3 separate regions of the Mus musculus genome follow, and regions 2 and 3 are each linked to region 1. Evidence: chromatin loops called from intact Hi-C (ENCODE). Cell type or tissue: heart. All regions are shown on one strand.

Region 1 (8,000 bases):
CATGAAACTCAAGAAGAACGAAGCCCAAAGTTCTCACTTTGCCTCTTCTTAGAATTGTGAACAAAACACCCATGGAAGGAGTTACAGAGACAAATTTTGGAGCTGAGACGAAAAGATGGACCATCTGGAGACTGCTGCACCTGGGCATCCATCCCATAATCAGCCTCCAAACGCAGACACCATTGCACACACTAGCAAGATTTGCTGAAAGGACCCTGGTATAGCTGTCTCTTCTGAGGCTATGCCAGTGCCTGGAAAACACAGAAGTGGATGCTCATAGTCATCTATTGGATGGAACACAGGGCCCCCAATGGAGGATCTAGAGAATGTACCCTAGGAGCTAAATGGGTCTGCAACCCTATAGGTGGAACAACAATATGAACTAACCAGTACCCCCAGAGCTCGTGTCTCTAGCTGCATATGTAGCAGAAGATGGCCTAGTCGGCCATCATTGGGAAGAGAGGCCCCTTGGTCTTGCAAACTTTCTATGCCTCAGTACAGGGGAATACCAGGGCCAAGAAGTGGGAGTGGGTGGGTAGGGGAGTGGGTGGGAAGGTATGGGGGAATTTTGGGATAGCATTTGAAATGTAAATGAAGAAAATACCTAATATAATAAATAATTAAAAAAAGATTTGAATGACCCTTTCACAGGGGTCACATATCAGATATCCTGCATATCAAATATGTAGTTTATGATTACAGTTATGAAGTAGCACTGAAATAATTTTATGGTTAGGGGATCACCACAACGTGAGGCCCCTAAAGGGTCATAGCAGTAGGGAGTTTGAGAACCACTGATATACTTGAATATGAGGGCAAATATCCTTAATTCTAGCAGTTGGAATGAGGAGACAGGAGGATCTTGAGTTCAGGTTAGCCTGAGTAACACAGCTAGATCCTAATGAGAGAGATGGAAGGGGAAGAAACAGAGAGGCAGAAAACAGAGCCTGCTGCCCAGAGTGAGGTAGGAACTCAAGACTTACTTGTAGGTTAAGATAATGAATTCACTAGTGACCCCTCACCCCACTGTGCACTTTACCTGTAATCCTCATTGTCTTAGGGTTTCATTGCTGTGACAAGACACCATGACCACGACAAGTCTTATAAAGGAAAGCATTTAATTGGAGCTGACTTACAGATCACAGGCTTAGCCTGTTGTCATCATGACCTGTAACATAGTAGCATAGTGGCATACAGGCAGCCATGGTGCTGGAGAGGAAGCCAAGAGTTCTACAACTGAGTGGCAGACATCAGAATGTGAGAATGCCAACTGGCCCTAGGTGAACATCTGAGATCTCAATGCCCACCCCCAGTGATACATTTCTTTCAACTACACTGAATCTGCTCGGACAATAGTGGATTCACCAAAACTCTTGGTGAGTTTAAGGGCCCATTTTCTTTCAAACCACCACACCCATCATTTGACTTTTTAAACTTTAGACAATAGAGATTAATGAGGCTCACTGCTGGGCTTTGGCTCCTTGTTGGTAAGGTAAAACAAGACACCGGTCTTGTTTTTGTCCTGAGAGCTTTTATTATTATTATTATCATCATTATTAATTTTATTACTATTTACATCCCCACCACAGTCCTTTGCCCCTCCCCTACCACATCTCCTCTTTCTTCTATTCAGAGAAGGGCAGGCCTCCTATGAATAGCAACCAAACATGGTGTAAGAAAGTTACAATATGACTAGACACTTCCTTTCATAGTAAAGCCGGATGAGCCAACCCAGTTTGAGGAAAAGGGTCACAAAAGGCAAAAGACAGGAAAAGAGTCAGGCAGCCCCTGCTCCCCCTGCCCCCTTCCCCCCCTCTCTTCCTTTCTTTCTTTTCTTCCACAAAAGCAGTTTTTATTTGAGGCAAGAAGTCTGACTTATAGGATTACAGTTCTAAGCACTCAAATTTAAGTGTTAGTGGCACAACTTGGGCTATCAATCTTGCTTCTCTTTGGTTGGAAAGGGTTCTAGTATTCTTACCTCCAGGTAGGTAATAAGAAAGACCAAGAAAGGCTGGAAGGTTTGCAATGTGCCACCCAGGGCGAGGGACACAGGACACAGAACACCTGCAAGGGCAGATGAACAGGTGTAAGTCGCTTGGGGAGGAGCAGGGCTTTGCAGCTTCAGACTTGTGTGTGGAAGGGTTCATTCTCGTGGTTGGCACAGCTCATCAAGACACACACCCTCCAGTTCCTGTTGTAGCTGAGTGGTCATGTCCTCGCTGCTCTGCTCAAAGTCAAAAGACCTTAAAGTCCTCAGCAATGCGAGCTGGTGTCTCAGATTGGGGATCACTACCAAGTTCCTTTGAATGGGGAACCGGATCAGCTCCTGGGCTGTAGTTGTATTGTACTTGGCTGCAATTGCCTTGGTCCTGGGATCCTCCAGGAGAGACGGGTCTTCAGGCTTGGCCCAGGGCCTGTCAGGAGAACCCAGGGGACTGTATGCCGACGCGATGTCTGTCGGCAGTACTCAGTCAGCTTCTCCTGAGTTAGGCACGGGTGGCACTCGATCTGGCTCACCGCCGACATATATTTTAAGCCAGGTTTGTTCAAGATCCTCTCAATCTGAAGAGAGTTGAAGCTGGAGACACCGATTGCTTTTATCAAACCTTCATCGACTAGCTGTTGTATAGCCAACTGTCACTAGGAATCATATTTCCAGTGGGAAAGAGTAGGGCCCAGGCTTGAAGCCCGTGGGCCAGTGAGTAAGACAGAGATCCAGCTAGTCCCGCTGCAGGTCGCTCAGTATCTTCTGGCAGGCTCCTTTCACCATGCTCTTGTCGTGGAACGTGCACCACAGCACGATGACGGTGAAGAGGTCCTGGCGAGTCACCACCTTCTCCTTGAGCTTCTCCTGGAGGACCACTCCCACCTCCTTCTCATTCTGGTGCCCCTGAGAGCAGTCAATGTGGCGTGGCGATACCCTACGCAACCTTCACAGCCTCAGTCACTGGCCAGAAGGGGACTTTCAGGTGCCCAGGCCCAGGGTAGGCATCTTTGCGCCGTTGTTGAGTTACAGATGGCTAGCCGTGATTGCGGCACGCTATACACCGGGACCCGCAAATGTGCGATTCTGTGGGTTTTCTTGTGGTGTCTTTGTCTCGTTTGGTTTCTAGGATAGTCCTCCTCCTCTTCTGAAGGATTCCTCAAGCTTTGCCTAATGTTTGGCTGTGGGTTTCTACATCTGTTTCCATCAGTTGCTGGAGGAATCCTCTCTTCTTTAGACACCAATCTATGAGTACAGCAGAATATCATTCGACAGCGATTTCTTTTTCTTCTTTTCTTTTCTCTTTGGTAACGCGGCTCACAAGGAGTTACCGAACTATGAGTCCAGCCCTGGAGCCGGGAGGGGCCTGTGAGAAAAGAACAAAGAGCCAGAGCTATCAATTTTTTTAACTTAATTCCCCACTGCTAATCAGCAGGTGTTAATCGCCAGACGCCAGCAGTTTCTGGCCTTAGACTAGAGAAGAGTTTAAAAAGGTAAATATTAGAGAAAGTACGCAACTTTTTCCAGGCAAAACTGAGTTTTGCCCCTGAAAGCCTACCATTGCTACTTTTCTCAGCACATGGTGCAGAGCTTGTTCCAGACTCTGGCTTTGCAGCTGAGCTTGAAATCAGGGTGGTGACACCTCTGGAAGCCTTTTTTATTGCACAGGATTGTTTTATCTATCCTGAGGTTTTTGTTTTTCCACATGAAGTTGAACATTGTGCTTTCAAGGTCTGTAAAGAATTGTGTTGGGATTTTGCTGAGGACAGCATTGAATCTGTAGATTGCTTTGGTAATACGGTTATTTTTACTATCTTAATCCTACTGAATTATGAGCCTGGGAGATCTTTCCATCTTCTCGTATCTTCTCCCTAAAAGTTTCTTTCTTTTATTTTTAATTTAAAAAATTAAATTGAAAAATATTTGAAATTGAGAGAGCAGACGGCCGAAGGTGAAATAAATCCAATTGCACAAAAAAAAAATGAAGAAAATCGTATTATAGATGAGTAATAATAAAAAAAGAAAGCTTTTTAAAAAAAACTAAAATAAATTTAAAATCACGTTAAACATATAACAAAACAAACGTTAAGGGTAAGAAAGAAATTTAATGGCAAAGTAGAGGTCAGTTCTCTCTGGGTCATCTAAAACTGAAATTTGCCAGGCGCCAGGCAGAGGGGATGATGGGTTTGGAGTGTCTTGGTTTTCCCCCTGTTGAGGTTGGGCCAGGCAGGGATCCCTTGTCTGCTTGGCCTTACGAACCTCCCTTCTTGTGCACCAGCACCCTCTGCTGGCCAGCCAGGCTCTCGCTTGCTCTGGAGACTTCCCAGTTTGTGTTAACTTCATTGTAAAAGTGCTTGGTTTTGAATTGCCTAGGAATCACGCCTGTGGGCTGAAGAGCCTTGGAAAACAAAAGCCAGCTATAGAAACAGGCAGCAGCCCACCCTCAACGCAAATTCCCTGGTGGAAGAAAGGAAGCGAATGTCGCACCCACACAGCAAGCCAGGAGGCCCCAATACAAAGAGAATTAGGAATCTAAGACATGGGAAGCCGCAGATCCCATAAACCCCAAGCCCAGTTGAGGGCTGCAGGGCAACCATAAAGCCTCCTATGTTCAAATCAGTGTTGGAAAAGCAACCCATTTCTTTGATAAAATGTATAAAGCAGAAATTACATGCATCCAAAAGTTATGTATGCAATTGTCAAGTTTTTATAGCATGGAAACCTTGTAGACTTTAATTCTGGGATGCTTCTGTTTTATGCTTTTTTTTTTCCAATTTTTTTATTAGGTATTTTCTTCATTTACATTTCGTTTTTTTTGTTTTGTTTTTTCATTAACAAGTTTTTCATTTATTATTCATTAACAATAATTTGATATAGAAAAGCAGGAAATATGAGCTTAGCTCTGTGTGCTCAACCAGGCATTTGTTCAGTATTTGAAATCAGAAGTTCCCAAACCCACTGTTGCTTTTTTTTTTTTTTACCTTTTCCTTCATTTATTTATTTTTTTAAAACATTTTTATTAGGTATTTTATTCATTTATATTTCCAATGCTATCCCAAAAGTCCCCCAAACCCTCCCCCCTATTCCCCTACCCACCCACTCCCACTTCTTGACACTGGCGTTCCCCTGTACTGAAGCATATAAAGTTTGCAAGACCAATGGGCCTCTCTTTCCAATGATGGCTGACCAGGCCATCTTCTGCTACATATGCAGCTAGAGACACGAGCTCTGGGGGGTACTGCTGAGTTCATATTGTTGTTCCACCTATAGGGTTGCAGACCCCTTTAGCTCCTTGGGTACTTTCTCTAGCTCCTCCATTGAGAGCCATGTGTTCCATCCAATAGCTGACTGTGAGCATCCACTTCTGTGTTTGCTAGGCCCCGGCACAGCCTTCCAAGAGACAGCTATATCTGGGTCCTTTCAGCAAAATCTTGCTGGCATATGCAATAGTGTCTGTGTGTGGAGGCTGATTATGGGATGGATCCCCAGGTGCGGCAGTCTCTAGATGGTCCATCCTTTCGTCTCAGCTCCAAAATTTGTCTCTGTAACTCCTTCCATGGGTGTTTTGTTCACAATTCTAAGAAGGGGCAAAGTGTCCACACTTTGGTCTTCCTTCTTCTTGAATTTCATGTGTTTTGCAAATTGTATCTTGGGTATTCTAAGTTTCTGGGTTAATATCCACTTATCAGTGAGTCCATATCATGTGAGTTCTTTTGTGATTGAGTTACCTCACTCAGGATGATACTGTCCAGATTCATCAATTTGCCTAGGAATTTCATAAATTAATTGTTTTTAATAGCTGAGCAGTACTCCATTGTGTAAATGTACCACATTTTCTGTATCCATTCCTCTGTTGAGGGACATCTGGGTTCTTTCCAGCTTCTGGCTATTATTTTCTTTTCCTTTTTTTTTATTAGGTATTTTCCTCATTTACATTTTCAATGCTATCCCAAAGGTCTCCCATACCCACCCCCCCAATCTCCTACCCACCCACTGCCCCTTTTTGGCCCTGGTGTTCCCCTGTACTGGGGCATATAAAGTTTGCAAGTCCAATGGGCCTCTCTTTGCAGTGATGACCGACTAGGCCATCTTTTGATACATATGCAGCTAAGGACAAGAGCTCCCGGGTACTGGTTAGTTCATATTGTTGTTCCACCTATAGGGTTGCAGTTCCCTTTAGCTCCTTGGGTAATTTCTCTAGCTCCTCCATAAGGGGCCGTGTGACCCATCCAATAGCTGACTGTGATCATCCACTTCTGTGTTTGCTAGGCCCCGGCATAGTCTCACAAGAAAGAGCTATATCTGGGTCCTTTCAGCAAAATCTTGCTAGTGTATGCAATGGTGTCAGCATTTGGAAGCTGATTATGGGATGGATCCCTGCATATGGCAATCACTAGATGGTCCATCCTTTCGTCACAGCTCCAAATTTTGTCTCTGTAACTCCTTCTATGGGTGTTTTGTTCCCATTTCTAAGAAAGGGTAGAGTGTCCACACTTTGGTCTTCGTTCTTCTTGAATTTCATGCGTTTGGCAAGTTGTATCTTATATCTTGGGTATCCTAAGTTTCTGGGCTAATATCCACTTATCAGTGAGTACATATTGTGCGAGTTCCTTTGTGATTGGGTTACTTCACTCAGGATGATACCCTCCAGGTCCATCCATTTGCCTAGGAATTTCATAAATTCATTTTTTTAATAGCTGAGTAGTATTCCATTGTGTAAATGTACCACATTTTCTGTATCCATTCCTCTGTTGAGGGGTATCTGGGTTCTTTCCAGCTTCTGGCTATTATAAATAAGGCTGCTATGAACATAGTGGAGCATGTGTTCTTCTTACCGGTTGGGACATCTTCTGGATATATGCCCAGGAGAGGTATTGCGGGATCCTCCGGTAGTACTATGTCCAATTTTCTGAGGAACCGCCAGACTGATTTCCAGAGTGGTTGTACAAGCTTGCAATCCCACCAACAATGGAGGAGTGTTCCCCTTTCTCCACATCCTCGCCAGCATCTGCTGTCACCTGAGTTTTTGATCTTAGCCATTCTGACTGGAGTGAAGTGGAATCTTAGTGTTGTTTTGATTTGCATTTCCCTGATGATTAAGGATGTTGAACATTTTTTCAGATGCTTCTCTGCCATTCGGTATTCCTCAGGTGAGAATTCTTTGTTCAGCTCTGAGCCCCATTTTTAATGGGGTTATTTGATTTTCTGGAGTCCATCTTCTTGAGTTCTTTATATATATTGGATATTAGTCTCCTATCCGATTTGGGATAGGTAAAGATCCTTTCCCAATCTGTTGGTGGACTTTTTGTCTTATAGACGGTGTCTTTTGCTTTGCAGAAGCTTTGCAATTTTATGAGGTCCCATTTATCGATTCTTGATCTTACAGCACAAGCCATTGTTGTTCTGTTCAGGAATTTTTCCCCTGTACCCATATCTTCAAGGCTTTTCCCTACTTTCTCCTCTATAAGTTTCAGTGTCTCTGGTTTTATGTGGAGTTCCTTAATCCACTTAGATATGACCTTAGTACAAGGAGATAGAAATGGATCAATTCGCATTCTTCTACATGATAACCGCCAGTTGTGCCAGCACCATTTGTTGAAAATGCTGTCTTTTTTCCACTGGATGGTTTTAGCTCCCTTGTCAAAGATCAAGTGACCATAGGTGTGTGGATTCATCTCTGGGTCTTCAATTCTGTTCCATTGGTCTACTTGTCTGTCGCTATACCAGTACCATGCAGTTTTGATCACAATTGCTCTGTACTACAGTTTTAGGTCCGGCATGGTGATTCCACCAGAGGTTCTTTTATCCTTGAGAAGAGTTTTTGCTATCCTCGGTTTTTTTTATTCCAGATGAATCTGCCGATTGCCCTTTCTAATTCGTTGAAGAATTGAGTTGGAATTTTGATGGGGATTGCATTGAATCTGTAGATTGCTTTTGGCAAGATAGCCATTTTTACAATGTTGATCCTGCCAATCCATGAGAATGGGAGATCTTTCCATCTTCTGAGATCTTCTTT
Region 2 (8,000 bases), 190 kb before region 1:
ACAGACACAGTCAGACAGAGACAGATACAGACACAGACACAGTCAGACACAGACACAGACACAGACAGAGACAGAGACAGACACAGATACAGTCAGACAGAGACAGAGACAGACACAGAGACAGACACAGACACAGACACAGACAGCGACAGACCATAAAGAGAGCAGGGAGAAAAAAGACAAGTTACGATGGGCAGTGGTGGCGCACGCCTTTAATCCCAGCACTTGGGAGGCAGAGGCAGGTGAATTTCTGAGTTCGAGGCCAGCCTGGTCTACAAAATGAGTTCCAGGACAGCCAAGGCTACACAGAGAAACCCTGTCTCAAAAACCAAAAACCAAAAAAAAAAAAAAAAAAAAAAAAAGACAAGTTACAGACATATTGAAAGTTGGAATATATAACTGATAAAAGGCTCTCATCTAACTTTAAATAATTTATAAATATAAACTTAATGTGAGCAAAAGATTCTAACAGGTACTTGACTACAGAACCCAGGTGATCCATGGAATGAAAATGTTCTTAGCTTCAGTCCCAATTAAAACTATAAATAAAAGAGGCTGGAGAGATGGGTCAGTCGTTAAGAGCACTTGTGGCTCATCCAGAGCACTTGGGTTTGACTCCCAGCACCCAGACGGTGGGTGACAACTGCCTAACTTCAGTTCCAGGTGATCCTGCATGCAAATGGCACATAGATGCATATTCAGGTGTGTACACACAAACACAACAACAACAACAACAGCAATCTAAAAACACAAACAAAACAAAACAAACAAAACTCACCCGAAAACCACACAGATCACTACATACTTCCCAGAATGGTGCCATTTTGGAGTACAGCAGTAATTCATGCTTGAGCAAGAGGAATACCCTACCCCACTACCTCTGGGCTTCCAAGGAAACCAGAAGCCACCTATTTGGGTTGGCTTCACATTTATGTAGCCAAGTGAAACAAATGCCCAGCCTAGCACTTGCACTTACAGAAAGCCCAGTGGGTGCACACCAGGGTTTCTACTTGAGCTAAGAGGGACTGGTCAGGAGCACCATCACAGGGTGAGCACACTACAGCAGGCAGATGCACACCCACATTGCTACACACAGACAAAAGTCGTCAGTGGAGCAACACGGGAGGCGCTCCACGATGCCTAACCCCGCTTGTTGGCCGGAGTGAGTGCACAGGTGCAGTCTATGTACTTGTGTTTAATGCACTTCTTATGTGTTGTAGTCACAGCAATTTTTTTTCTGAGATTTTGTTATTCATTCTACTTTATGTGTATGGGTGTTTTGGCGGTCATATGCCTCCATGTGGGTGCTGGGAGCTGAACCCTGGTCCCCTTGAAGAGTGGTCAGTACTCTTAACCACAGAGTCCTCTCCAGTACCCACAGCAATTGTTTTAAGGGCACAGATTAATAGTGAATTTACTCCTGGTCCTGTAAACCAAGTGAATGCCTCTGGATGAGGTGGTCACTGGTCCGGTGGGGAGGCTACAGCTGTTAGGGTGGAGCAGAGCCAGGCTGCTGTTTTCTGTTTCTTTGTTTTCAGACAGGGCTCCATGGAGCCCAGGCTGGTCTTGAACTCCCTATGTAGCTGGGGATGACTTTCACTTGAGATTACAGGCTCCTGGGAGTTCTCTGCCTGCACTTATGTGAATGTGCCGCGTGCACACCTGGTCCCAGTGCAGGTCAGAAAGGGCATCGGATCCCCTAGAGCTGGAGTTACAGTGGGTTCTTGGAACTGAACCCAGGGTCTCTCTAGGGGCATTAAGTGCTCGTAACCACTGAACTGTTTCTATAGGTCCCTCCCCACTTTAGGCTGTAATATTAGCTGTAAGCTCAGCGGATGTGGTCCTTAACTGTTTATTTTTTTTTGAAGAACTTCCTGGTAACTCTCACCTTGACTTCTCTAGTAGAAAAAGGATTGGGCTCCTGGTACGATAGTGTTATTCCAACAATAACAAAGGAATCTGCCTTGTTCCCAGGCTGGCTGCAACAACCTTGAAAGGGTATAGGCATGGCGTCTTACAGCCTCGTGCTGTACCATGTGCGTGATCTCATGATCTTTCTTGAGAGTTCTGTTATAAACCTTGGGGGTGTACCACTGCCTAGGAAACGGGACGTCAACCTAGAGAGCGCTGAGAGTGTGTGCATACGCTGTGGTGTCATGAGGGGACTATCCCCTGTGAGCCATTCAGGTACAGCTTAGACAACAGTTGGCAGAGACAGTTGAAATACTGTCTCCAAGGAGGGGACTGTTAACAGACTGTGGCTCTTAGTGATGGATTTTTCGGGCACAGGGCCTCCAAAGAAAGAGTGTGACACTTGTGTTTCTGGTTGTAAACATGCATCTTTATGATTCTACTTACTTCTGCTGCCCTATCGCTCAAGACCCTCAGTGCGGATCTTACACACAGGGCACTGTCTACCTTATCTCTTCTGGAACCTTTTGATTTGGAACAGGCCATCCTATCCTGATTGGACAACTGATTTCATCCTCTTAGGAATTTGGTTCTGCTAAAGGGTTAGATCCCCAGATAATAGTTCTTATTTATTATATAATTATAATTATATTATAACACATATATTAGTATATCAAAGAGTCCCCTCACTTATTAGCCAAATGTGTTCAGGTGAGGATTTTTCTCAAAAATCCTCCTGACCAGTGAACAGCATTACACTTCATCTTCGTTTTATATTTGTTGTGTCTTGGATATGAAGTCTCTCCCGAAAAGGCTCATATGTGACGCTTCTCCAGGTGGTGGTCCAGCAGAGACTGACTGGATCTTATGGGTTCTAACTCCCTCAACTTATAAGTTCATGGCTGAATGGGTTCTCAGGGAGGAGGGGCATAGCTGGAGGAAGGAGGGCGTGGCTTGCTGGTGAGCAGTGTTCTTTCTGCCTTCACACCAGAGCAGTGATGAGGAGTCAGAGCAAGTCTGTCCTTTAAGTCACCTTCCTGGGCGTCCTGTCACAGTGACAACTCAGAAGGACCCAAGGAACAAAATAAACAAGTTATCCAAAGCTCCCGGCATCTGAGAGGAGCTATTGTCTGCCTTCCCGCACAGGGCGGCTGCTGCTCGGGAACGTTTCCTACTCTCTTCTGCCCAGCAGCAGCCGCAGCAGCAGACTCCTGGGAAAGGATTTACTGAACAGTGAAGCTGCTCTTTGATCTCCTCAGGACTAGAGCATCAAGCTTAATTTTTATAGTCATAATATCTTTTTTCTTTAATACTTCCTTGGAACCTATGGACTAAAGTTCCTCGTTGCTTAATTACTGTATTAAATTACTGAATTCATGAGCTTGGCTGGCCCCAGCCAGAATGCAAGCTCCTGGCTATGTGTTTGCACCACATGAAATGTAAACACGACTCTCTCTCTTGTAAATGACTTCAGCATCAGACGCACGCCACAGATGTTTTTCACTGGTAGATAGACTTTTTCTTTGACACTCTGGAGAGTGTCAGTTTATTATAAAACATTAAATAATAAGAAACTGGATAGAAGCAAAGAAGCCCCCTCCCCCTTTCCCTAGCATATAGTCTCCAGAACTGAATATATTTTAGAACCACTGTGAAGCTGGTCCAAGGGTTGCTAGACACATTTGACACCTATACACTTGGGATACACACAGTATTATTCTCTAACACTGTCCTAAAACTTACCTTTAAAATCCCTTAGCAAGTTAAAGATTTAAAAATTATTTTTTGTGTACGGGTGTTTTGTCTGCAAGGTAAATATACTGCATGAATGCAGTACCTGGGGAGGCCAGAAGAGGGCGTCAGATCCTCTGAAACTGAGCCACCATATGGAAACTAGGATTCAAACCTGGGCCCTCTGGAAGAGTAGCAGGACTCATAACCACTGGGCCATCCCAATGCATATTTAGTGAGCCATGAGCCCCTTGCCATTCTGATAGCATATAAAGATAAGTCCTCTCAGACGGTAGGAGGAACACTTCCATGGTTCCATAGTGCCCATAGGATCTGGGTGCAGGAGAAATCTGTATGATGGTAAAGTTTTGGCACCGTTCTCCCTCTCTTTGTCTTAGAGCAACCTTATAGCTACTCCTCATACAGCGTTTGGAGGGAGTCTTCAGAGCACTGGTTGCAGGGTAGGATCTCATGCAGTTTGGGCACAAAATGCCAGAGTCTGGCTTCATGTTTCAGCCTACTCCCACTTCAAGGTATCCTTGGGATCACAATATATTTTAGTTCCAGCCTTAGGCTTAGTCCTGTCATTCCTAAACTGGTCCTGACCGGATACAGGAAATACCACTGGAGCTCAGCAGAAGTGGGCTGGCTGCCAGATGTCCTGCCCATTCATTCAGAGCACTGTGGGAAATACTTAGAAGTGAGCCCAGCTGGGATCCCCAAATGAATGGCAAGGAAGGAGTATACTTTTCCTCAGGGGAAGAGGAAGGAGAGACTCAGGGTTTCCACACTTCGGAAGGTCTGTGCCTAGCTGTATCAGGCCAAGTGCACCTAGGAGAACATCAAAGAGATGGAGAAAATGGACATGGGGGTGGCAGACACTTTTAATCCCAGCATTCAGGACACAGAGGCAGGTGGATAGCTGTGAGTTCAAGGCCAGCCTGCTCTACAAAGTAAGTTCCAGGATAGCCAGAGCTACAGAGAGAGAGAGAGAGAGAGAGAGAGAGAGAGAGAGAGAGAGAGAGACCTTGACTCAAACACAAGCAGAACAACCAGAAAGTGATTTGAAGGCACAGACACACAGGCTGTTGAGGAGGGGTGTGTCGACCGGTGTGTGTAGACCCAGGGCTCAGACAGAGAACTCTTGTTTTTCAGAAGCCCCTGCAGATTTCTCAAATGTCTGTGTATTTGAGGCCCTTGGGACAATACCAATGACAGGGACCCACCCTCTGGACCTGCTGACCTCCAAATCCCATGAAACCACACTAGAAGCATTTCTCGTAGGCTTAAGTCAGCATTGGTTAATTTACTCACAAATGAGCAGGTTGTAGAATGAGCTGTGCAGGTGGATGCACGGGCATTACCTGTCATGTCTCAATATCGGGGTAGGCAACACGCTTGTCAGAAGCCATCCAAACTCAGCCAGGGTGTGCAGCAGGGGGCCGTAATCTGTTTTAATTTCACAGCCCTGTGTGAATAAGCAAAAGAGCTTACAGTCTAATAGCAAAGACAGCTGGCCACACAGTAGCGAGGATGAGGGGCTGATGAGTGTTGTAGTGTGTGTGTGTGTGGGGGGGGGCCTGTGTCCAGTGGAACAGTGTCATGGAGCCCATGGGGCCCCCAAAATGTCACTTTCTGCAACTGTTGCCTTCTTAAAACCAAGTGAGTGGACAGTGGCCATTGGCCTTTCTTTGGTCCTGGGAAAGCCACGGTTCTCAGATTCTAAAGTGAGCGGAGCTGGGGATCTGCATTTTAAAAGCTCCCTAGGGCGTCCGATCCACGAGGCTTACTAAGTAGGTTCAGCAGTGGCCTTGGGCCTGGGATGGGAGGCTGGGGGTGGGAGGGAAGCTGCCAGGCTGGCCGAGTGGCCGCTCTTCTTGCTCCGCTGCGCTGGCGAAGGTTTTCTCTCGCAGCTTTACTCACCACCCACCTTCCCCAGCTCCCTCCGTGGGCTTTACAATTTCTCTGAAAATGACTTCTGTCCTTTATGGTCTTTGTAAGGCCAGAAAGTCAAAATGTTTCCTTGAAAGACGTTCTCTGTAAGGACCTTGTACATTCAACAGAGGTCCAAAGGGATCTGTCTACTTCAAGGGCAGTAGTTGATGACATCTGAATTTGTAAATGCGCAACCCCAGCCGCAGCAACACCTCTGACTATGACAGTGCTGTGTGTACACATCTGGCCTGGTATGTAAGAGAAAAACCTTTGGATGTTTTTACTCAAAACAAAACAAAACAAAACAAAACAATTCATAAGGTTAAAACCAAGCCTGCCATCCTGGTTGCTCAGCGGTGAAAGGCTGGATGAGTGGCTACACTACTCTTTCCAGTCAGTTGCCAAGGCATTTTCCAGTTGCCAAGGCATTTTGTAGTGAGGATTTCTGAGCCAGGGGATCTTGTCTAGGGCTAGACTCGCAGACTTGGGGAACCTACTTTTGTCTAGGTGCCGACAGTTACTTTTGCTATTTTGCTGAAATGTTTGAAAACATGGGTACAGCATATGGAGGAAGTCTGTCGGTTCTTTGTTGAGGGTTCTGTGAGAGTGGACCATCTGTGTCTGAGCATGCGCCTGGCCATGGGGGGCTTTCATCAACTCACACACAAAAGGAAAGCAGACTGTTGGAATCTGCAGCTCACCTCAATGACTGTCCACTGCTCCACCACAATGGCGTCGTTTCCTCTCCTGTTAGAACCTGGGACTCCAGATCCTTCTTCTTCGTAGATAAAAAAGCCTTCCAAAGATTTAGGTAACTGGTCCCCTGTGGGGAAAGGATACATTCAGAGGAGTCATATGTACATTACAGCTGCTTCCAAGGGTCGTGGTGGCAAGCTGGGAGAAAATCTTGTCGACTGGAAGCCATTCCTCATGTGTGTAGCCCCAGGTTACATGATGCATGTCCCAGCATCAGTGACAGAGGCTGAGCAAAGCGGCTCCCACGTGTAATCCCAGGATTTATGAAGCCGAGCCAGGAGGCTATGGAGCTTCAGGTTATCCTCAGCCACACAACACGCTGCAGGCCAGCCTAGGATACATGAAATGCTGTTCTGAAACATTAAGACGGGCTGGAGAGATGGCTCAGCAGTTAAGTGTGCTTGCTGCTTCCAGAGGATGGAGTTCGGTTCCCAGAACCCACACTGGGTAGCTCACAATTGCCTGTAGCTTGAGCTTCAGGGAATCCTATACCCTCGTTTGGATTCCATGTGGACTTGCACATATACAGACATGAGTGGGCATGTGTGCACACGCACAGACACAGAAACATAAATAAAAATCTCTATAGAGAAGACTCACTTAAACAAAAGTATTTTGGTTGAGTCCTTCTGTTTTAAGATTTGCTTTTTCTCCATAGGTAAAGACAGGTTTATAGTTCACTGAATTAAAATTAAACACACACATGGAACTACCACAGCAGAAACAAAGCTAAATAATGTGAGCAAGAATGGAATGTCTATTCAAGAAGCATCTGGGATGACCTTCACCTTGAAATAAAAGGTTGGCTTCTGATGTGTATCATACAAACCAGCAGGAACATGAAAAATGTCCATTCTTGAACTTGCAGGTATAATATGAAAACCAGAGCTTTAGAACCTCTAAGCACAGGGTAGGCGATGACTCAGTGGGTACAGCGCCTGCCTGCCTTGCAAGCATAGGCAGGAAACTAAGCCCAACACCACATAAAAGCAGAGCCCTGGGGAGGCAGATGACTTTGACAGCCTAGACAAAATGACAATCTCCAGGTTCAGGGAGAGGCTCTGCTCCCCAAAATAAGGTGGAGAGTGACAGAGAAAGATAACTGGACATTGACCTCTAGTCTCCACATACAAATGCTTGCGCAAGTACACACATGTAACACACATGCTATAAACACCGAACAATTCCCAAGTCCCCACAACAGCGACAGGAAGCGGCTAACAGAAGTCATTGTCCCAGGACTCCTGCTGGGAAGGAAGTTTTAAGGGAAGTCCCCTCTGCATTTTTCTTGAATAGTTGACAATAGCCACCTGGCCTTAACTAAAGGATTTAATGGAAATTCTTTTGCCTCTTATTTTGCAACAGAAGGCATTTTTCTCATGGTCCTGTGCTAGGTAAACACTGTGGGTTTTATGTAGCACTTGTCATATCCAAGTTTCCCTGCCGGTTATAGGAAACAGAATCATTTTGTTGCAACTTGAAAAAACCAAACCAAACCAAACCAAACCAAAACCAAACCAACCAAACAAGCCATCTCCCAGCTCCCCCAAATATTCCAATTAACTTACATCATTCTCAGCCTGTCCACCCTGACTGGGTGATGAATATCGCTTAATGTGCTCCAAGTATCATCTCCACCTTATGTTTATATTTTATTAAGGAACATA
Region 3 (8,000 bases), 300 kb before region 1:
GCTGACAGTAAGTTTATAGCTTAAAGTATAGTGTAAAGATTTCATCTCTGGACCAGCTCTTACCTTTTGATGTGTTAATAAAATACGGGGAAATATATCCTCTATCAAACTTCATGCCTTCAATAATTTCTAGCTCATCATTCAGGGTTTTTCCATCCTACAAAGTCAAAGAATTAGAGGCCAGTTAAACCTAAAGATGGCTCAGGGGTTAAGAACACTTGCTGTTCTTCTCTTTAAGATATGCTTATTTTATGTATTTTATGTACTCTATCTCCATGTACACCTGTGTGCCAGAAGAGGGCACCAAATCCCATTATAGATGGTCATAAACCAGCATGTGGGTGCTGGGGATTGAACTCTGAGCCATTCAACTTTCCAGCCCCATTTGCTTTTCTTGAATAGAACCGGGTTAGGTTCTCACACCTACATAATGGCTCTCAACCTCCAGGGATTCTGCTGTTTCTTCTGGGTTCCAAGGCCCCAGTACACATATGGTGCACATACATACACATGTGTGCAGACAAACACTCATACATAGAAAATAAAAATCTTTTAAAACAAACACAAGCCTATTTTGGACTATCTACAAAGTTAAGACCCTGTCTCATAAACATGAGCAAACCCAACACTTGAAATTATATACCTAACTAGCAAGAGATGGCATAGGCATTAAGGGGTTCAACATGGAAATGCTGCACAGCACCTTTAACTACACTCCCACCAAAATCTCAAGACACACACTAAAGCTGAGCACAGGAGCACATGCCTTTAGTCCCCATGAGATGATAGAGGGATCCCTCTAAGGTTGAAGCTTAAGAGTTCCAGGCCAGCCAGGATTACAGAGTGAAGCACCAGCCTATTTACAGCTAGCGGAGAGCTAATAAGTTAGATGAATTCATTGTTAAGAGGCAAAGCTCCCGATTCAGACTAATGGTGAGCACATACTACAGATGTTAAGACAGAGGAATGAATTGTGTGGGCACAAACAAGAGATTCAAGTTTTTTATTTGGAAAACAGGTGACAGATACCCCATTGAAGGTACTATCAAAACGTATCAAATCCCATACTTGCCTTCACTGTGATGACACCCTTTCTTCCAACCTTTTTCATTGCATCAGAAATGATGTTCCCAATGTCTTTGTCTCCATTTGCAGAAATTGTAGCAACCTGAAATAACCAAGTTACTTCAAAATTAAATACTGATTAGTATTTTCAACTTTGACACTCTATACTAGTACTTTACAGTTAATAGTAATTTTAATGAAGTCCTGGTTAAATGGAGACACACCCTCAGTCCTTCCATTATCTGACAAAGTAAGAATAAATAAACTAAAGGGGCTGGAGAGATGGCTCAGTGGTTAAGATGACTTGCTGTTGTTCAGGTCAGTACCCAGCATCCACACAGTGGCTGGCAACTGTCTCTAACATCTCCTTCTACGGGTTCAGGCATGCATATGGTGCACACACAAAAAAATACTTGTCTGCTATGCTTCAAGGGCTAGGTTTGAACCCACGCAGCACAGAGTACACTGATATCACTAAGAATATCTGCACAATAACACAAATCTTACTTACAGCCACATACAACTACAACAACAAGCCACCTATTAAGATCCAAATTAGTAGGCATGGCAGTGATGAGCCAAACACTCTGGAGGCAGAGGCAGAGGCAGGGGAATTTGAGTTCAAGGCCAACCTGGTCTATAGGTTGAATTAGTAAAATTCTTACCTGAGCAATTTCTTCAGGGGTTGTCACAGGTTTAGACTGTTTCTTAAGTTCAGCAATTACAGCATCCACAGCCAACATCACACCTAGTTCAAGAATGTATGTTACTAACAATGCTTATCAAGGTCCCCAAGTATAAACTTACAGACTCTTTTAACATTTACATGTAACCTCGTGCCAGCACTCTCCTAACTGTACCAAACAACACAGTATGCACTCAATCAATCTCAGAATTTCATAATTAAGTTGAAAACCAACAACATTTTGAAAACTTGACCTAGATGTTGTGTGGTGGCTCACACCTGTAATCCCAGTACCTGACTAAGACTAAAGACTAAGACAGAATGGCTAAAAATTTGAGACCAGCATGTATTTATACAGGACACCATGCCAGGGAAGGCTAAGACCTACTCATTCTTGGCTGCAGAGATAGCTTAAAGGTTAAGAGTACAGGGTCTTGGTCTGGGTGTGGTAGTGCCCACCTTTAATCCTAGCACTCTGAAGGCAGAAGAAGCAGGCAGATCTCTGAGTTTGAAGCTAACTAGCCTGGTCTACAGAGAACCCTGAATTTTCACTTCCATTAATTGAGACAAGTTAAAAAACAAGATGTGGAAGATGGTCTAGGGGATAAAAGTACTTGACCCACAAGCCTGAATGAAGCCTCAGTTCCACCTTGGAAACCCACATAAGTAAGGAAAGGGCAATTCCACCAAGAATGAACACTCACAAACTCTACAACGAATGTAATAAAAAGGACAAAGATAAAGACAACAGAATTCTTTACAGGATAAGATCAATGATATACTCTTACCTCTCCGGATTTCCACTGGATTAGCCCCTTTGCTGATCTTCTCAAAGCCCTCCTTGGCAATAGATCGTGCCAGAACAGTGGCAGTGGTGGTGCCATCCCCAGCCTCTTCGTTTGTGTTATTGGCAACGTCCTGAACAAGTTTAGCTCCAATATTTTTGTATTTATCCTTTAAATCAATTGACTTTGCAACAGTGACCCCATCTTTTGTTACTTTGGGACTTCCCCAACTCTGTTCAATAATCACAGTTCTTCCCTACAGCGACAGGGAAAAAAAAAGCAACCCTCAATGATAACCCTCAAATTTGTCATTTTTAACCATCCTGCAACATGAATCTCAAAGCCACGTTAATCAACCATCTTAGGTCTATAAAAAATGAGCACTGATCATTTGCCAGGAGTCCAACATTGAATGAAGCACAACAGGAATTCCCTGGTACTAACAGATGCCACCCATAAAACAAGAAAGCACAGATGTTAATCGCCAAATCCCAGAACACTCTTCACATCATTTGCACTTGAGTTTTGGCTATGACCTAGGTTTATTTTGTTTTCTGAGACAGGACATTTCTGTGTAGCCTTTCCTGTCCTCAAACTCACAAAACACAAAGATCTGCTTGCCTCTGCCTCCTAAAGGCTAGCTGGAATTAGAGGCATGCACCACTACCACTACAGCCCTGCTTATGAACTATTTTTAAAACATGTTTTGCTTTAAAATTCATTCACTAAATATCAGCCAGTAAGATAATGTGCTTTTCTGGTTCGCTCAATAAAAAACTTCAAATATGACACCAACAAGTATTGGCAACTTTTGGATTTGAACCAAACTTCTATTGTCTTGAGCTATGTAAACAGTTCTTAAAGATGCAGGTTTTGGGGGGGGGGGTGCATGTGTGGAAGACTTTTGGGATAGCATTGGAAATGTAATTGAGGAAAATACGAGAAAAAAAAAAAAGATGCAGGTTTTTTTGTTGTTTTGTTTTTCAAGACAGGATTTCTATTGTTGCCATGCTTTCCTGAAACTTAGAGAACTACCAGCCTAAGCCTCCTGAGTGTTGGGATTATGCAGCTCTTTAGACCAGTTTAGCATTAATTTAAAATGACTGTGCACCACATCCAATGGTGTCCTCAAAGTACTATAGCTCCCTATTCAGCCACACAAATGTGTGATCACAACCTCTGATCTTAGCACTGCTCTGAGTTCAAGGCTGACTTGGCCAGCTATGGTTAGAGACCCTGTGAGTATAATACTGAATTCCTACACTTGAGATGTAAGTTGTTCAAGGACAGCCTTGCCACAAGGGAGTTAGAACTCAGACTAAGCTAGTGAGACTCTCTCAAAAGCAAAAACTGGACAATTTTTTTGCAATGTGAAAATTGTAGCAATCACGAGGTGTACAATGAAGGGACGAATGGAAGACCACAAAGGTTTTCTCCCAAGGGCAAGTGAAAACAGTCTGGTGATATGTGTTGCAGAAGCTGGTGGATGGATCGCTCTGAGTCTCAGGACAGTCTAGGCTACCGGAGAAATGCTGTCTTAAAAACAAAACCCCCAAACAACAAAGCCCATAAAGTAAAGTTTGTAAAGATGGCTCAGCGGGTAAGAGCACTGACTGCTCTTCCGAAGGTCCCAGCAACCTTCAAATCCCAGCAACCACATGGTGGCTCACAACCACCCGTAATGAGATCTGACACCCTCTTCTGGTGTGCCTGAAAACAGCTACAGTGTACTTACATATAATAAATAAATCTTGAAAAAAAAAGGTTTAGTTACTTAAAAAAACAAAACAAAAAACACAGAAACCAATGATTCTATGCTAGTGCATTTTGCCTTATGTGTTGGAGTATTTCAGCACAATGAGTGAACTCTCACATTACAGCTATATACTTTGAGGTATTATTAGACTTAAGTTGTACTTTCCCCTCTATACCCTCTAACTACTGGGACGAGATCCAAAATTTAATGCAAGCATGCACAAAATCATGACTATAGTTTGAAAATCCTCCTTGAGATATTACTACTCTATTACATCACAATGTACAAAAGTCCCCCAAATCGCCTGGAGCAGTAGTAAGGACACCATGGTGGTAGAATGACCAATAGACCTCCTGACTAAATAACACCTCTAGACCACTAAGTTGTACCACATGCAAATTAGATTTTTCACAAAACTTGATAACAAATTGCTGTCTTGCAGCTACTATATTCTTTAACACCATTTAAGTATACTGGTACCTTTGGCCCCATTGTAACAGCTACAGCATCTGCTAAAAGGTCTACACCTTGAAGCATTAAGGCTCGAGCGTCCGCACCAAATTTTACATCTTTGGCATAGGCCCGAGTGAGATGAGGAGCCAGTGCCCGGGACACTGGTCTCATCTGGCGAAGGACTGTGGGTAGTCGAAGCATTTCTGGGGAAGGAAAAAAGAAAAATCACTACAAACTTGTCCAACGGTGCTTCAAAACATGGGAGGCTAGATTGGAGCTGGGCTGTCCTCTGCTAACCACCATGCCTGGGCGCTGCAGATTCAGGGCATAATCTGCTAGCCAACTGATCATGGAGGCTGACCCCAAGCCTGACCAACAGCATAAGCACAAAGCACAGAAAACCACATCCCCATGGCCACCCACTCTGCCCTCTCAAGTTAATCTTTCACTGCCAAAGCGGCCTTGGGAGCAGATCCACTCCGAAAAGTGTCCAAAGGAAAAAAATCAAGTTGGTGCAAGCAAGGCAGGTTCTAAATGCAATTGCCTAGAGAACTACAGAAGTACTCATGACGGTGCAAAACCCTCTGAGTGTGTCGCCAGGTATCCACCCGAAGCTACGGTAACACAGCAGCTAGCAAGGCCGGAGGAAAAGACAGTAGGTCAGTCCAGCCTCGCGGCCCCACGTGTCTTCCCGACCAGGAGCCCCGAGCAAGGTCAAAGTGAACACCGGACCGCCGCGGCCACCGGGGACTAAAGGACCCCGACCACCCTCCCACAGAGTCCTGCAGTGCGCCAGGCGCAGGTGGCACCAGAGGGCCCAAGTTGCTTCCACCCTAGCCCGCCCTTGCTCCGGCGCTCGGCCTGGATCGCGTGGTCCCCGCCACACGTGATGAAACCAGCGTGGCCCCGCTGGGCCTGGACAAGTGAGCCGAGCCTGCGGCGTCGCTGCCAGACTTCTCCCCCTAGTCCTCCGTGCTCGGTCCGCGCTGCAAGCAGCCCCCCGCGAGCGCCGGGGCGCCCTGCACGCCGAGGCCGCGTACCTGCGGGGCGGCGGCAGGAGAGCACGAGGCGAGGCAGGCCGTCTGCGGCGAGTGAGGGACCCAGCTCTGGGCGCGCACCGCAATGAGCCCGAGTCCCCTCCCTCCCCGCCCCGCCCCGCGGCCCCGCGTGTGCGCGCGCGCGCCCCCCGCTCTCTCCCACGCCGGGGCCCTGCAATCTGCATGCGGCGCGCGCGGCCCCGCCCTCCGTACCAGAGCCGCCTCAGCTCTGCGGCCTCAGCCCTCTCCCGCCGCCCTACGCTGGTTCCTGGGCCACGGTCCGTTCTAGAACCTTCCGGAAGGCCCCGCGCGTCCCGTGGGTGAAAGGTCAAGTGGCGTCATTTCCGGGAGGGGGGCTCGTTCTTTCACCTCGGCGGCCGGCCTGGAAAAGCCTAGAAAGTGCTCCCCTTTTCTTCCGCCTCCGGCCGCCCGCGTCGGCCCCCTTGCGCGGAGCCCTCGCCACCAATCGGCGCGCGCGTCGGCGTGGCCGCCCCCTCTCACGCTCGGGGGGCTGAGTGCGCCTGCGCGCTGCGCGGCCTTTTCACGTGTCCCAGCCGGCCAGCAGGACTCTCCTTGCAGCAGCGGCCCGAGTTCAGAGTCCGGAGCTGCGGTGGTGGCGGCGAAGGCGAGAGTCATGGTGAGTGTCTCGTGGTTGGCAGGCCTGCGGGTCCAGTTCGGCCTGCGGCCCACGGCGAACCCTTGTGCGCTTTGGGACTAATAGGACAGGGGTCCGGGGTCTGGTCAGTGTCCGGTGTCCGCCCATGGCTCTGCAGAAGCGAGGCCATTTCTCTCTCCACCATGGCTTTGCCGCACGCACGTGTGCGACAAAGCGTCTGGGGCAGGGGGCGGGAACCCGATGCACACGCAGAAGCCCACCTGCCCTGGCAGGGCTTCAGTGGATGTGTCCTATGTTGGAGAAAGACTAAGATCCAGGCTCGAAAAGTGACGCCACTCCCCCGTTATTCGAATTTTTAAAAAAATTAAAGAAATGTTTGACCTTGGAATAGATCAAGGTGGCGATTGCTGATTAGTAATGAAGACCCCCCCCCACCACCACCACCACACACACACACACACCAGACAGGGAAATGAAACTCAGTTTGTCCTATATAGAGTGGAACACTGAGTATATTCTAAAAGTACACTTGAATTTTCTTGTCCTTTTTGGAACAGGTCAGTTTTGACCTGTTGAGAGTTAAGGCTTGCGGTGGTCTTAACTGTTCGTGTTCTGACACTTCGAACTTACACTCTGTTTGATCACATTTCTCTCCACAGGCTGGACAAGCTTTTAGGAAGTTTCTTCCGCTCTTTGACAGAGTATTGGTTGAAAGGAGTGCTGCCGAAACTGTAACCAAAGGTGGCATTATGCTTCCAGAAAAGTCTCAAGGAAAAGTGTTGCAAGCAACGGTCGTGGCTGTGGGGTCAGGAGGGAAAGGAAAGGTAAACTGGTGCCCCTGGAGTGGTACTGAATTCCAGTGTGATGTGGAAGGAGGGGAATTCCTTTGGTAATTAAAAAAATGAATTACAATGGCATTTTTGGGGGGAAGAATTTCAAGTCAAATTTCAATTCACAAAGAACCTCCCATTCAGGAAAATGACTGTTTTATATTGTTTTAGAATTATTTTATGTTTCTGAAGAAAGGCAAAAGGTATTTGTGTGACGTGTTTGCACATGTCTATATGCTGTGTAGCAGGGGCATCTCCACCTTACTCCTTTGGGGTAAAGTGTTGACTAGTCTGGTTTCTGGGCCTCAACATGTTGCGGGTTACAGCCTTTTTACTCTAGTTTTAGGATCCTGGTTTGGGCTCCCCTACTTTCATAGCAAGTCTACTTACCTGTTTACCCACTGAGCTAACTCTGCAGTGCCCCAAGCTCTAGAGGCTGAAAAGTGCCTGCCTTGATGGTGGCTCATGCCTGTGGCCCAGGTTCTTTGGAGCCTAAGGCAGGTGGACTGTAGAATCTTTTTAGGCCAGCAGGAGGTACAGGATGAGACCATGTCCCAAAAAAGTAAAACAAAATCTTACAATATGAAATAACCTCTGTAGCTATTTTATATCCTGTTCTTCAAATTTTAAATAGACAAAAAGATCGCGCAAGTAGATAAACCCCCACGGCCATTTCAGAGCTGAAGGAGGTATTTATTAATAAGGCACAGAACTAATTCTAAGCACAGGTTGGGAGAAGGGTATAGTGCTGAGGTAGAAGGATCCGGAATTGA

The links. Peaks named below come from ENCODE experiments on the same cell type or tissue, not always from the same donor. Only the 100,000 strongest peaks of a DNase experiment are listed, where the experiment ranks them.
Region 2: a loop joins it to region 1, with 6 times the contacts of the local background. A loop is called at or near these places in 13 of 42 quality-filtered maps.
Region 3: a loop joins it to region 1, with 4 times the contacts of the local background. A loop is called at or near these places in 6 of 42 quality-filtered maps.

The regions. Positions count from the first base shown.
Region 1 is chr1:55,379,063-55,387,062 of GRCm38, forward strand. It overlaps the pseudogene Gm8531. Among named protein-coding and RNA genes, the nearest start is that of Boll, 19 kb to the left of the region's middle. In heart, a CTCF peak has its summit at 4,278 (motif pointing left); a DNase peak (open chromatin) is centred at 4,239.
Region 2 is chr1:55,189,238-55,197,237 of GRCm38, forward strand. It overlaps Rftn2 (raftlin family member 2), which reads right to left. Exons shown (of 9, transcript NM_028713.1): 6 at 6,279-6,400; 7 at 5,007-5,110. Among named protein-coding and RNA genes, the nearest start is that of Gm51743, 8.7 kb to the right of the region's middle. In heart, a CTCF peak has its summit at 3,759 (motif pointing right); a DNase peak (open chromatin) is centred at 4,294; H3K4me3 peaks cover 478 bases; H3K27ac peaks cover 2,349 bases.
Region 3 is chr1:55,081,995-55,089,994 of GRCm38, forward strand. It overlaps Hspd1 (heat shock protein 1 (chaperonin)), which reads right to left and starts at 5,938. Exons shown (of 12, transcript NM_010477.4): 1 at 5,785-5,938; 2 at 4,772-4,947; 3 at 2,539-2,791; 4 at 1,731-1,813; 5 at 1,073-1,168; 6 at 64-157. The coding sequence starts at 4,945. Hspe1 (heat shock protein 1 (chaperonin 10)) reads left to right here and starts at 6,154. Exons shown (of 4, transcript NM_008303.4): 1 at 6,154-6,418; 2 at 7,057-7,221. The coding sequence starts at 6,416. In heart, CTCF peaks have their summits at 286 (motif pointing right) and 4,241 (motif pointing left); a DNase peak (open chromatin) is centred at 6,147; H3K4me3 peaks cover 4,498 bases; H3K27ac peaks cover 3,325 bases.